Regions from separate parts of the Homo sapiens genome. Here region 2 is linked to region 1. The links are chromatin loops, found by intact Hi-C in ENCODE. Cell type or tissue: A673. All regions are shown on one strand. Links, peaks and the distances in the headings refer to the core of each region. The heading gives the core; the rest is flanking DNA. Region 1 overlaps PAX3 (paired box 3). Region 2 overlaps PAX3 (paired box 3).

Region 1 (6,751 bases), core at 973-3,472:
ATGAAGTGTTAAAAGGAAAGACAAGCCTGAAATGCAAACATGGTCTTAAAAAGTTCAGTTTGTAAATAACCTGGACAGTAAGACAACTTGGAAAAAAAAAAATATCCTGTGACAGAATAACTTTCAGATCAACATGGTGAAGTGCTTCACCAACTCAAGATCCCTGACCCTTACAGCACCTTGTGGTGAAAGTAAGTGGATAATTAATTTTGCAGCTGGAAAACTGCCACACGAGAGAGGAAGCGATTTTTCTAAACTATGTACCCTTCTGTGGCAGGGTTCAAAAGCAATTGCAAAAGAAATCTAACGCCAGGTCAAGAGCCCCCCCGAAGACACATCTACTTACAAAGTATTTAAATGCAGTATCCAACAATTCCACAACATTTCCATAACAGTCCTGTCTTATTTTAGGAAGTGTGAAGCCTACAGAGATTAAAGTGTGCAAATAAGAGAAAGAGGAGAGGGCAGAAATGACAACCAAGCCCTGACTATAAGCCCTCATGCTAACTGCAGAATAACTCTCATAATTCAGGCAATAGAACCTCGGATCTAGGAGTTCCAGTAAGGCAGGAATCTGAGAGGCAGGTGAGGCGGGGGGCGGGTCTAGTTTTGCTTCCCAGAAAGCATCTCAACTCAGATTCCAAAAACAAGGATCCCATAATTCCCTTTGGGAAGGGTTTGCATAATCCTTATGATTAAGTAAAATCTTCTTGAACTAAAGCTCTGAGCTGATCCATCTTCAGCTGACCCCAAAAGACAGAGAAAAAGAGATCCACCTTCTGTGGATTATCAATTATCCACTCTTCCTCCATTTTAACAGAAAATTTGAACGGATGTCCCTGCCTTCCCCAGAAATCCTGTTTTTCATTTTGTTGTCTCTCTTTCATTTGAGTTATTGTCTATGCACACACATGGGAAGGTGGGCTGGTGTGGGCAAAGCAACACAGCAAAGCCCACATTTTGAAAGACATCCCAGGAATCTAAGATTTTTTGAGATATGTGGTAAAACATCCTTTTTTACAATTTTTAAAAATTAGTTATATTTTTAAAAAAAACACACAAAACATCATTTGTGGCAGAGCCCAATTTTGTTTTATTGGGGATTTGGAGAAAGTGAAAGTCACAAAATAAAGTAAGCATCAATAGGATTGACAATTCCAGGAAGATGGAAAATCACTAGAATGTGGGTTCTTTTAGGGCCCTACCCAGCATTGTTTATAGCAATTTCTTCATTTCACTACTTAAAAGAACTTGAACATAACTAAGAATGCATTTAAATTAGTTCCTGGATATGTTTTCCATCTATATGGGTTCTTTTTGCCTTTATTTGAGCTTATATAGATGATTTCTATATAAGTGTATACTTGGAAAATTCATGAACTTCAATTGATACACTAGTTTATTATTTATGAAATTTCAGCCCAAATTAGACATTTCTTTTAGAAGAAAAGAGTCTTTAAGTTAGAGGTTGTTTGGTGCCAAACACACTCCTTTCAAATCAGGAGTACATTTTCGTGTGTGATCCTGATGGGTGAGATTGGACATGAACATAAAAACACTTTAAAATGTGATTTTTTTAATAAAAGGGAATAATCGCACAGGGCAAATATTTTACCATGAATAAGTTGTGTTAAGCAAAATTCGAAATCTTAGAAAAAGCAATTTTGTAACTATATCAGTCCAGAGAGGAAAGATATCCAGTGGCACTAAATAAAAGGAAAATAAACTCTAAATTAATATTGTCCTTCATGAAGATACTTACTTGAAATTCAGTCAATGGTATGTCACTTTAAGGGAGAAATGGAATGCTGTATGTACAGTTATACTTGATGAGCTCAGAGCAGAATTTTATTCAAAACATGCACACTTTCCCATGAGCTATATGTACATTTTTGTGATAAACTTTTTAAAAAAATCCCCTGCCATACATTTTTTGTTTGCATAACTTTGAAGGCAGCAATAACTAATTATAGGGGATGGGGGAACTCAAGAAGGACCTAGAAGAGAAGAAACATGTCCTTCCTATAAGCAAAAATCAGCTTATGATGTTGTTCATGAAGCAACTTTTGGCAGTCGCTGCGTTAGAAAATTCATTAGGAAAGGATTTAACTCTTAAGACCTTGAAGTATATCTATTGAAGGGTGGAGAAGATACCCTGTTTGCAGAGCCGTATTAGGGCAATAGAAAGATAGTTCCTCAAAGGTTCCAGGGCTGAGTAGCTTTAAGACTTCCCAAAACATGACCAAATAGGAAGGACACCTGCAGGGTCTTCCTGTGTGTCACTATTGTCACACACAGAAAGCTAGTGAGGGCATCTCCTTTAGCCACAGCACTCAGCACAGCAGCCCAATACTTGCAGGGGCTGATGTGAGAGCATAGAGGGGACCAGAGACCAGTTATCTTTTGTTCCTCTGACTTCCCTGATAGAGCCCCCAAGACAGACATTCACAAGTTCTTATTTCCACTGTGATGGTCACATATTATAATCGTAATCTCAAGAATCTTAAAAGGATGGGGAATACAGCACTAACATTTTCCTACATTTGGCCTGAAACTGCGATTAATAAATAATTATAATGTGATTTATTTCAATATTTCACACTGAGAAAACTTGAGAAATATACACCATTTTAAAAACCTACTGTTTTACAGTTTTTAAAAATGTGTGTTGGTGGGGGGAGTGAGGACATCAATAGAAAATGCATTACTCTCCCCTCACATAATTTAAAACCTCAAATCTCTGTAGAAGGGTTCCATTACACTTTCATGTATGTTTCTTTAAAAGCTATTTTGCGTTTCATGTGGTTCAAGGGAAGCTATGGAAATTTCTTTCTGTGCACAAAGAAGTTGGTAAATGAACTTCTTTGAACTTATCCAATATGGTTATGGAATGTCTTCCAGTCACATTTTCTTTTTAAGAATAATGTCAGAATTTCTTTTATGCACGCTTTTCCTACAAATTCCTTCAAATTTGTAATTCAAAGCCTAAAATCAAATCTTCATTTGTTGTAAAGTGGATTTTTTTGCCCTCCCCTTACACCATTAGTAAGATATTTCTACTACAGGGCTGGCATTTTGTACCAATTTTTTTTTTTTAATTTGGGGTATGAGAGAAGCTTGATTGCCTAGTTTTGACAAACAATTTCAAAGAAAAAGAAACAAATTCAAGGCTACCCAGTTCTGTCTCCTGAACACTGATCACACTCATTAAATGCCAGGTAAATCCAGGAGATGCAATGACCAGAAAGAGTTTTTCTTTAATAAAGATCTCTGCTCTGTCTCATTAGAAAAGGAAGCAAGGAGAACTCTTTCTTTTTACTTTTAGTTGTGAACCATCTAAAAAAAAAAAATCTGTTGAGCAGATTTCTAAATTGTTACCTCCGAAATGTGTTCCACATACTGTTTCTAAATTGTTCTTTGAACAGCCTTTAAAAACAAATTCAAAGCTTCCGAATTTATGTCCACGTTTCTCCTAGCAGCTCCTCCATCTTTTGCATTATTAGAGAGACATTTTCTGAAGATCTCTTTAAACTCATTCTCAAGTTTCAGAATTCCAAATAGGTTGTTTATATCTTGATTGGAAGATTATATGGTTCAGGAAAAACTAAGTCTTACAATTGCTCCATGCCATATTTCTCTTGAATTAATTTTCCTATTGCAAGATTAAATAAAAAAGATAAAAACTATGGGCCAAATTAAGATTTACCTTTAAAATGATATGTCTGGAAAATATTTGTCTTGGCACAAGCATTATGGTTTTCCCATCAGTTGAAAGTGCCTGAAGCTTATCAGAAATCTAAAATGATTCAGTAAATTATGGTGCACATCCAGGCGCTTCTTTTTTCTTTAGTAGGAATTCTTGGTTCACGTCTTTATTTTCTTTCTTGTTCTTAAGTAGTCAGGTGTTCTGATTTAACATTTAACATACACATTTAGTTTGTTCTTTTTAAAAAAGAAATGTGAATTACAGCTTTGTATGACATAAAGAGTTTTTTTATTCTTCCATCCTTTCCTCCAAAAATCTACTGACTATATTTTTTTATTTAGATATAATATATTTTCGGAACCAATCAAAAATGTTCAAATGTTTATCCAAATGTTTTTTGCCAATGTGGGTGTTACTGGAGTCATCTAATGGTTAAATTTCAGTAACTGTATCTTTGAGGTTAAAAACCTAAATTTAAGGAGCAGAGACTTTCCTGAAAATGTCCTCAGATTCAAATGCCTTAGGAATTATCCTGCAGTTGATTAGCATCTAAATAATTAGATTTTGGGTCCTGTCTGTTTGAAAGCTGTAAGAGGGAAGTTGCCTGAAGGCAGAAGTTTCTCTTAAGGTATGTGTGGTGACCTTCTCACCCATCCTGAGAGTTAGGGAAAGGCCAAGACTGACCTTTACCTAACCAGATAGAAAACCTGTGCATGTTTTATTTTAATCCTTAGCCTACATTTTACAAGTAGCTGTGCTTAATGCATGATGAAAAAGTATGAGTGCCAGACAAGTGTGCTTCATATGCAGCATACATTTCCATGTTTTCATTGTAAAGAGTACAGTAAGTATTGTCTCAGTTAAACTCTAAGGGATTATGTATGTTTCATCTCCAGCCCTGTGACCAATCACAGAGATAGCTTATTTTTATCAATTATTTTGAATACCTATTGCTCAATAGAGCTAAGTGTTAAGTTTCATAGCAATATTCTTTACGGACTGATGACTAAAATATAAATCTAGACAGAGAATTAGCGCAGAAATGAGTTGCATAACCATAGATACTTGTTCTTAACTAGGCAGATGTTCTTCTAATTTAACATTTAATATGCACATTTAGTTGTTTTTTTAAAAAACCATTGTGAATTATGATTTTGTATGATATAAAGGGTTTTTCAGGCTTCTAGCCTTCCCTCTAAAGTGTGTATATATGTATATGTATATATATACATATATGTGTGTGTATATATATATATATATAACTTCTAGTTTACTTCTAGCCAGTGATGAATGACCATATCACGTCCATCTATTATCAGTAAAGCCCATTAAGAAAAAGTTCATTCCACCTAAATGAAAAAGCATGCCAGTTAATACCACTGGTATTTGACTATGTTAGACCCACCATGGGCATAATAAAATTCTCATATGTTTTAATTCATTTACGCATGCCTGCATTTAATATGCTTTGTGACCATGTCTACAATTAATATGATTTATGGGAAAAGAACATGTGCAATATTGGGGGACTATAGCAAATATTTTTTTTTTCTATGAATGAAAAATATAACAAAACAGCTCAGGAAAATTGTTGGCCCTTAGCATATTAAGAGGGACTGACAGAGTCCTGAGTAAACTTGGGGGAGTTAATGATATCCTCTTATCTGACCCTGACACATTTGCAGCATGTAATTTACAGAAGCTCTGTCCAGGGAATCTTGACAAATGCTCCTGAGGATGTCAGGGCAATGTTCCATTCTAATGTAAAACAGATGTGGGTCAGATACCCTCATTCATCACTTAACACACAGAGCCTCAAACTCTTTCTGGGAGGAATGACATTACCTGCTGTTAACTCTTCTCATTTCAGGAAATTTCTCACAACCACTGTAGCCCTCTAAAGCGCGTGTGCTCAAACCTATCACTGTTTCAAAATCCAGTCTGAGAACATGACTGTGGAAAATCAAACGTGTATCTTGGTTTCATTTCATGACTACTCTAGGATACTTTTGCTAAATATTACTTGACCCTTTGAGACTTGGGATTCTAAATATAGAAAGAGAAAAGCTCTATGTTTGGGCATCTCACAATACTTCAGTGATATGGCATTCAAAATTTTCTCTCTAATTGCCTGTAAACCGAACTTCCATGTAAGGAAATGCAAGGCTGATTCACCCTAATAACCATTCATAAATGCAAATCTTAGTGACCTTTAACTTCACAGTCCCATTTGAGACTCACAAATCACTTATAATAAACTAGAAATACTGCCTTTTAGTGAAAAGAGCTTCAACTCTGCCTCTCCCAAGCAGAGGAATGTTGGTCTATATATACTATATTCCCATTTCCCTAAAAGTTTTCCCTCTACCTACCACTCTAACAACATGTAGGGAAGACATTCTGATCTGCTAAAGGAAGAAAATGGTTGTCCAGCTCAACAAGGAAATTTCTTCTTTCTTTCACACTATGTATGATGTAAGCAAATATTTCTGTGGCTGCCTAAAGTCAATAGCATAAGATTGCATCTATGAAATGTCTGAAGACTACAGAAAAGACGCTTCCTTGCCCTTTTCTTGTGAAGGAAGGTACATCCTTAAGATAAAGAAAAGAACCAACTGAAAAGACCTGGTGATACTGATTTACCTGTGATACTGATGAGTAAATGTCAGGAAAGGTATTTCTGGTAATCATGGGGAAATGGAGAACAGGCTTGCAAAAGTCTAAGAATGAACATACTCTTTAGAAAACACTTGCTGGTCTGTTTCATAGGCTCTGTGGTAAGGCAGAATAAGCATTCATTTAAAATTCATGGAATTTGGCCAGATGCGGTGGCTCATGCCTGTAATCTCAGCACTTTGGGAGGCTGAGGCCAGAGAATGGCTTGAGCCCAGGAGTTCAAGACTAACCTAGTCAATACAGCAAAACTCTGTCTCTACAAAAAAAAAAAAAAAAAAAAAAAAAAAAAAAAAAAAAAAAAAAAAATTAGCTGGGCATGGTGGCATGCACCTTTAGTCCCAGCTACTGGGGGGCTAAGGTAAGAGAATC
Region 2 (6,751 bases), core at 2,914-5,413, 86 kb after region 1:
CTCTTCATTTTGGAGCATGATCTCAGCTTAGATAATTTGAAGAAAGCCTTCCTAAAGGAGAGGTGTTCTGCTTCCAGTAAAAGCTCACAATGCTATTGGAGCTCAGTATTTCCCAACACTGTAGGGTAGAGCTAAAAGCTGAGTTGTGTCTTGCTCTACCGAAGACTGGTGTGAATGGGACAAAACTATCTTTCCCAACAGGGCAGAGGATGGCCATTAGGGGATTAGTCTTTTCAATAACCTTTATTAGGAAGGAAAGAAAGAAAATAGGTATTGAAGGTAAGAATTTATAACACCTTTTATTCACCTATTATAGAATTATAATACCTATTGCTGCTTTGGTGTTTATCTTCCAGAAAGATGACAATACCTGAATTTTCTTCAGAAATGTCTGAAATTCCTTTTCACAATTCCCCAACTAAAGGCAGCCGGTTCTTGGGTCAGCAATTTTGAGTTGGTACTAAGATCAGGCCCAACTTGGAGCTGGAAGATGCTGTCCCTGGGGCAGTGTGTGAATACACGGCCTAATATCCAAGGAAGAAAAGTTACTTGAACTCTGTATGTATACAAAATATACATTTGAAATATATGACAAAGAACTATCTAATGCTATATCTAGACCCAGGACATGGGAACCATAACAAATCTGAGCTAACTGTAACTTCTAGCTTAATCTATTTCAGGCAGTTGTTCTACACTGCAATGTTTGGTAGTAAATATTTTACATCAGAGAGCATTTGAGCACAGATGGATTATTAATTAATAGGAGGATTATAATAGAAAATATTAGATAATACCCACCAAAATTCTGCTCTGTATGTCAAGATTCATCTTGCTCAAGAGTGAACAAGAGTAAAAAATAAAACAATAAAGCCTCATGCACAACTTTTTAGTACTGAAATGAGCACAAAGAAAGAGATTCGAAAACCCCACACACAGGCAGATCCATGATGCACAGTTACATATCCAAAGCCTAAATCTGGCATGAATTTTACAACCTCAGTTAGTGCTATTTGTTGGAATTTGCAAATTAAGCACAGAGATAGTATTTCCAAAAGATTCGTTTGCAGGATTTTTGCTTTCATAATAAAAGAAAAACCTATGCAAATATATTGTGTTCTTAAACAAACAAACAAAAGTCGGATAGTTCATCTCAAAATCAACAGTTTAAAAGAGTCATAAAATGATTCAAGGAAATATTTCTCCTGGCATTCAACAACTGGGAGGCTGTGCTGTTACCTCAGTTTCTGATGACTTTAGAAAGTGCAATCCATAGGACAAACATATCTTCATTTTGTGCAACTAAATATAGTTTAGTGCCAGCATAATTCTTAGTGTAATAAATAAACTCTAACAATGCACATACATACACATAAACACATATCTATTCCTAAATTATAGAGGATTGGAAATATACATGAGAGTCATCTAACCATCTATAAACACAGAAATTATGGAAACACGTGTAGAGAGATGTAGTCAATATAACACTCAGATTCCTGTGTATTTAATTATTCCCTACCTACTTTTACATAAAAATCTGCTATGTTTTCATTAAATAATTCCAGCTTGGAAGACAATTTTAGGGAAACTTTTGTATTTAGAAACTTAGCAACAGGCAGATAGTAGCTGCCATGCTTTCTGCCACACCCCCCCAAAATGAGAATCTATTTGATGATAAATTCACCATCATAGCCTCAGTTCTAAGTAAGAAATCACGATAGGATAATTAAAAACACCCCATGAGTCTTCTCTACAAACCTACAACATGTAACTGGTTTCAGTTCCTATTTCTTAAAGAGAATTTGGTCAATTCCTCCTTAGAGATTTCAGAGGAAAAGAAGGATTTTCCAGGACAGATAAATTGAAATGATCCCGCTTTGATCTCTATGGTTAAGAACCCCTCACAATGGAAGATGACCACTGAGGGGCCGCGCTCCCGGCCTTTTAATGTGTAACAATGGTATCAACAAACAGCTACTTAATCAATATTTGGCCAGAGCTGCTGAAAACTTCCTTTTCAGATTTTAATTCCTACTTGTAAAACAACCCCAGAGCAGCCAGTGAGATAAGACATTAAACTGACTGCTTAATTGCCTTTTAGTGTCTTGTTAGTTATATATGTACATTCTAAATGGTTCTTTAATCTTTATTTACCCTCATAGATAAGTTACCTGTCATACAGAATCCAATCGAACGTAAAACATTTTCTGTTCCAGCCCAAGCCAAACTCTCATTTCTCACCGTTTGTTTGTTGTTACTGTTGCAGCTTTTCATTTTCATTGGCCATCTACTTATGTACAACTTAAACATTTAGTCTCATAGGAAGAATTTTTTGTTGTTGTTCTCAAAATATATGCATTCATGGATGCTGAAGCCATTCGGATTTAGCGGCCACACTCCTATTCACGTGATCGATTTCTGCATATTCCACTCGCCTGAACCGCCGCGCGCTGACTGGTTCCGCCTCACCGCCCGGGTGGGTTTTATTGCTCAGCCCTGGGGACTTTTAAATGACCCTTCAGTAATTATTACTCAGTAGAAGCCCCTACGTCCTGGTTCCGGTGCTATCAACAATCAAATCAAACCCCAAAATAAACATACGATTTCAAGCATTAATTAGAAAATCTGCATGTTTTCAATAAAGCTCTAGAAGGTAAGCACACAGCAGTCAACCAAACCAAACAAGCGAAAAAGAAAAAGCTAGGAGCTGAACTCTGGTGTTTCCTTTCAAATCGTTCCAGCAGGAAAATTGTTACCGCGACATTAATAAATAGAACACGGCGTGGTGTTCTAATAGAATTCAAGTTCTGATACTTCCAATATTTTTTAAATGGATGATATTTCTTTGCTGAGTTTTGCAAGGACTTCAGAAAATATGAAGTTTTCTCTATAGAATCGAAACGACATTGAAGTCAAATTCGTGATCCTAACAAATGGACTTGGAAAGTGGGCTGGTCTGTCCACTTGAATAAAGGATCCGATGCCATAAACCTATGATCTTATACCCAATGATTTTAATCTATGGGAAAGTTCGTCCCCCGCCTTCCCCTCCTCCCAACCTTGGACCAAAATGGCCCTTCCTGCTCACTAACCGGGAAAGAAACGGCCCTTCGTTTTCCTTGATTTCAGCAGTCCCTTAATGATAAGAGTGCTCTTTTCATGATTTCACTGGAAATAAAATACTCCAAATACCTTTAATGCTTTTCTGCGTTTTAAACTGATTAATCTTCTCCTACCTCCCCCCCAAAAAGCTGAAGTCGTCCTCGTTAACTTTACAAAAGCTGACAAGCTTACAAATAAAATGGAAACTTGAGCAAAGCTTTCGTCACTTTTACTTTCTCCAATTTTTTAAGAAAGCACTCTTTTTTGTAAACGTCAAATAAGAGGGAACAGATAGGAAAGGAATATAAGCCCCCAACAGACCTATGCTTGAGATCTCTTAGTGGGATCTTTTAAATTGTTGCAAACCTCCCACGCTCACTTGTGATTTTAAAAGGGAGGAAAGTCTTATGAGAGTGTATCGCCAGTCCCCAATCAAAACATCAATTTGGCAATCTGGCCTCTCTCCCCCTGCGCTCCGGAGCTGCCACTTCAAAGCTGCTACAACAAGTCAGTAATTGTAACTTTGCATCTAAATATTTAAGCGAGAGTCTTGCAGTCGCGTGTCCATTTACAGTCCTCAACTGTCCTCTAATTCCATTACTGCACAAAGCAAAAATGTTTCCCAAAACTCACAAACAGGAAAAGCGTCACCCTGCTGGAGGGGGAGAAGGAGGGGTGGAGGAGGAGGAGGAGATGATGAAGGGGCAGTTTCTATTGATTAGTCACCGCTTTTGTGTTAAGGGCTTTCTTTAAAATAAGAAAAAAATGGGGGGAGGTTGCAGAAATTTCACTAATGTGAGCCTCAGGCAAGGGAGGAAAAAAAAAAAGAGGAGAAGAAGGGGGGAGGCGGGCTGTGTCTAGATGAAAGTGAGAAGGACATAAAGGAGGCAATTGAGTCGGCTGCAGCCCGGCGAGCTAAGCTTCGAGCCGGCCAGAGAGTAGGGGAGGGGGCGGAGCGGCGCGGCGCTTTGGCGCAGAGCACAGGAGTGGGGGCCCAGCCCATTGTGGCGGCGCCCGCGGGCCCGCTAGGCCGAGCCGGGGGAGGAACAGAGGCGCCCATTGAGCGGCCGCTGCGCAGGGCGGTGCCCACAGCCCCGGATGCCTCGGCCAGGACTTGGCTCCCCCGGCTGCCTCTGCTCCAGTCTCAGCGCGGGCCAGGGGCTAGGGGGATTGGGGATAGCGGGCGGGGTTCGTGTTAGTGAACCGCCCAGCCCTCTCCTTTCTCCTGGGCTATGGAGCTGGAGGGATGTATCCAGCAAGGGTGCATCATGCTTAGCGCGCGCCCGTTAGGGAGCGCGGGCCTGAGCGCACCAGCACCGCTAGCGGCTCAGCTCTTGAATTGAGCGAGGGAAAAGGGAAAGTTGGGAAAGTTAAGAGGACCATCTGGGAGAAAGCCACTGGAGAGAAGAATGAGGTGATTCTGACCTCATTCAAAGTGGCTCAACCCTTTTGTCCTAGTGTCTGCCAAGCAGACCTCAGGCCAAAGATTCCCCTGAAAAGCCAGGCTCAGCAGCACCCACCAGACCCACTAACTGGAAAAGGGCAAGAATACACCACACTGGTCAGGGGACCCCAAAGTTCCTCCTCCCTCAGCTTTCTTCTCCCCCTCTGCCAGGGCGCTAAGAACGCTTTATCAACATTCATTCTATTTTACAAGCGGGCAGCCTGGGATTTTTGATGCCCGAACAACAGAAAGGAGTTTTTGAAGTTTCTAGACTTCAAACTGCACCTCACTCTGTCCTTTCTCTGGGCCCCTCTTGTCCTCCGAGGCTCATCTAAAAAGGAGCTAGAGATGCTGAAGAGACAGACACTGCATCTTCCTTGACAACCCCAAATTAAATCAGGCTTCAGCCTCCAAGGTGTGTGTGTGTGTGTGTGTGTGTGTGTGTGTGTGTGTGTGTGTGTGTGTGTTTCCAACAGCACAGCCCCCACTGGGGAGAATACTCTGATTTTAAAAATGTAGCAATTGCCCTTGAATAGCAGCCGGCCCAGCTAGACAGCCCAAAAGACTAGAAACATTTTGTAGGTGAAATGGCCACTTTTTCCACGCTGAAGAGTCCATAAAACTTCCCGGCGCAGCAGCTATTGGGGCTCATTGAATAATTCATCCCTCATTGCAAGCCCATAATGTCTATTCTCAGCCTTTTGTGGTGCTGTTTTCTCTTCTTTTCTCCTTGAATTATAAAAAGGTTGCCTTCCTTTGTTCACATCAAGCTGCTCCGAGCTGGAGCTTTGTCTGGGCTGAGCTAAAGTGTGAGTTTCAATGGACTCTCCAGGCTTTGTCTCCCAAGTTCATCTCCAAGTGTAGATTGTGTAGAGAAGGACTTCTTTGTAAAAGCTGGAAAAGTTGTACAAATGTTTGACCAGCTCATTTGGGACGTTTTGTCTCCTGGGCCTCAGTCGCCTGTACTGCGAGAGAGCAGCCAGTCTGCCAGCGCCGGAGCCTCCAGCAACAAGTAGCAAAGCCGTGAGTCCCCAGCCTCTGTGACTGCTCTGGGCTCTTCTCCCCACTGCCCACAGGAGCACATTTGGTTTGGGGTTGTCTGACTCCCTGCCTTCCTCCCTTCTCAGCACCTCTATTCTGCAGCTAGGCCTGGGATAAAAGCCAAGGTGTCTTCTCAGAGACCAAGGCAGAAAAATGCACCTCTCCAAAAAGAGGATTTAGGCTGAGTCCATAGGAGGCCTCTGTCATAAAGCAAAGGAAGCATCTCCCTGCCCAACCTGCTGTGGTTTGACATGTCTTTGATTTCTTGTGTGCATCAGAGTATCTACACTTGTTTTTCCCTCAAATCAGCCATTTGGATCTGTAACTTCCAAATCTAAATGTTCCTTCCAGGTTGTGTGCAGATTTTGCATTGCTTTGTAAAGCAGCTGCTCAGGAGAGCCACTGGCTGCCACAGAGTTGGGCAATGAAGATAAAAGAAGTCCCACTTGGATGCCACTCTGGTAAGGGCTCGGACCCAGCTAGTCACAGTCGGCAACGGCTGTGAGCCCACCTGGAAAGCCGCCTGTCCCTCTGGCAACTCCAAAACTAACTTTGCCCAATGAACTCCAAGTCCCAGGTGAGGAAACTTCAGGCATGAGTGGGACCCCTGGCCACTCTTGACCATTTGTGCATTTGAAGAGGGGCAACCACCCCCAAGGCCAAAGCCACTGAGACACAATCCTCCCCTCCCCCCTGCCGTCTCCTGCTGCAATGATCCTTTCCTGGTTCAGCATTTCTTTTCCTTTCTTTCTTTCTTTTTGCGTTTGTACCCTTAAAGTTTGAGGATGGCTTGCGGCAGGTGAAGGGGAAGCAAGCTGCACTTCTGTCTCCCATGGGGGAGATTTTTTTTCTTAGTGCCGACAGTGCACAGCCGAAAAGGAATGGGGATCTGTACCCCTAGAAGACAGAGGGTGCCAGCACTCTAAGAACCCAGATCCCTTCAATTTGTAACCCAGAGCTTGGGTTCCTTTCAATTCCCAGGCACACACAGGTTAAACCCCCTCACATTTGAAAATCAACTTCAAACAAATCAAACCAGTCAACACACAGACATATTTATAAGGCAGCCAATGTGGGGGCAATTTTGGAGGGCCGTTGCCCAAAAGAGTACTCTCTCTCTCTCTCCTTTAATGCGAGGAAACTCCGGAGACCAGGGCCTTT

What was found. A loop is a pair of places that touch in the nucleus more often than their neighbours do. Peaks named below come from ENCODE experiments on the same cell type or tissue, not always from the same donor. Only the 100,000 strongest peaks of a DNase experiment are listed, where the experiment ranks them.
Region 2: a loop joins it to region 1, with 2.9 times the contacts of the local background. A loop is called at or near these places in 1 of 110 quality-filtered maps.

What each region holds. Positions count from the first base shown.
Region 1 is chr2:222,203,055-222,209,805 of GRCh38, forward strand. All of the region lies in intron 7 of PAX3 (paired box 3), which reads right to left. Among named protein-coding and RNA genes, the nearest start is that of CCDC140, 92 kb to the right of the region's middle. RefSeq lists an enhancer at 5,223-5,845. In A673, for the core only: no CTCF peak of the experiment used is centred there; a DNase peak (open chromatin) is centred at 2,237; H3K27ac peaks cover 2,098 bases.
Region 2 is chr2:222,287,006-222,293,756 of GRCh38, forward strand. The region is part of intron 4 of PAX3 (paired box 3); the gene reads right to left. Among named protein-coding and RNA genes, the nearest start is that of CCDC140, 7.8 kb to the right of the region's middle. RefSeq lists enhancers at 2,853-3,766, 3,767-4,680, 6,743-6,751. In A673, for the core only: a CTCF peak has its summit at 4,436; DNase peaks (open chromatin) are centred at 3,776, 4,066 and 4,376; H3K4me3 peaks cover 1,622 bases; H3K27ac peaks cover 2,290 bases.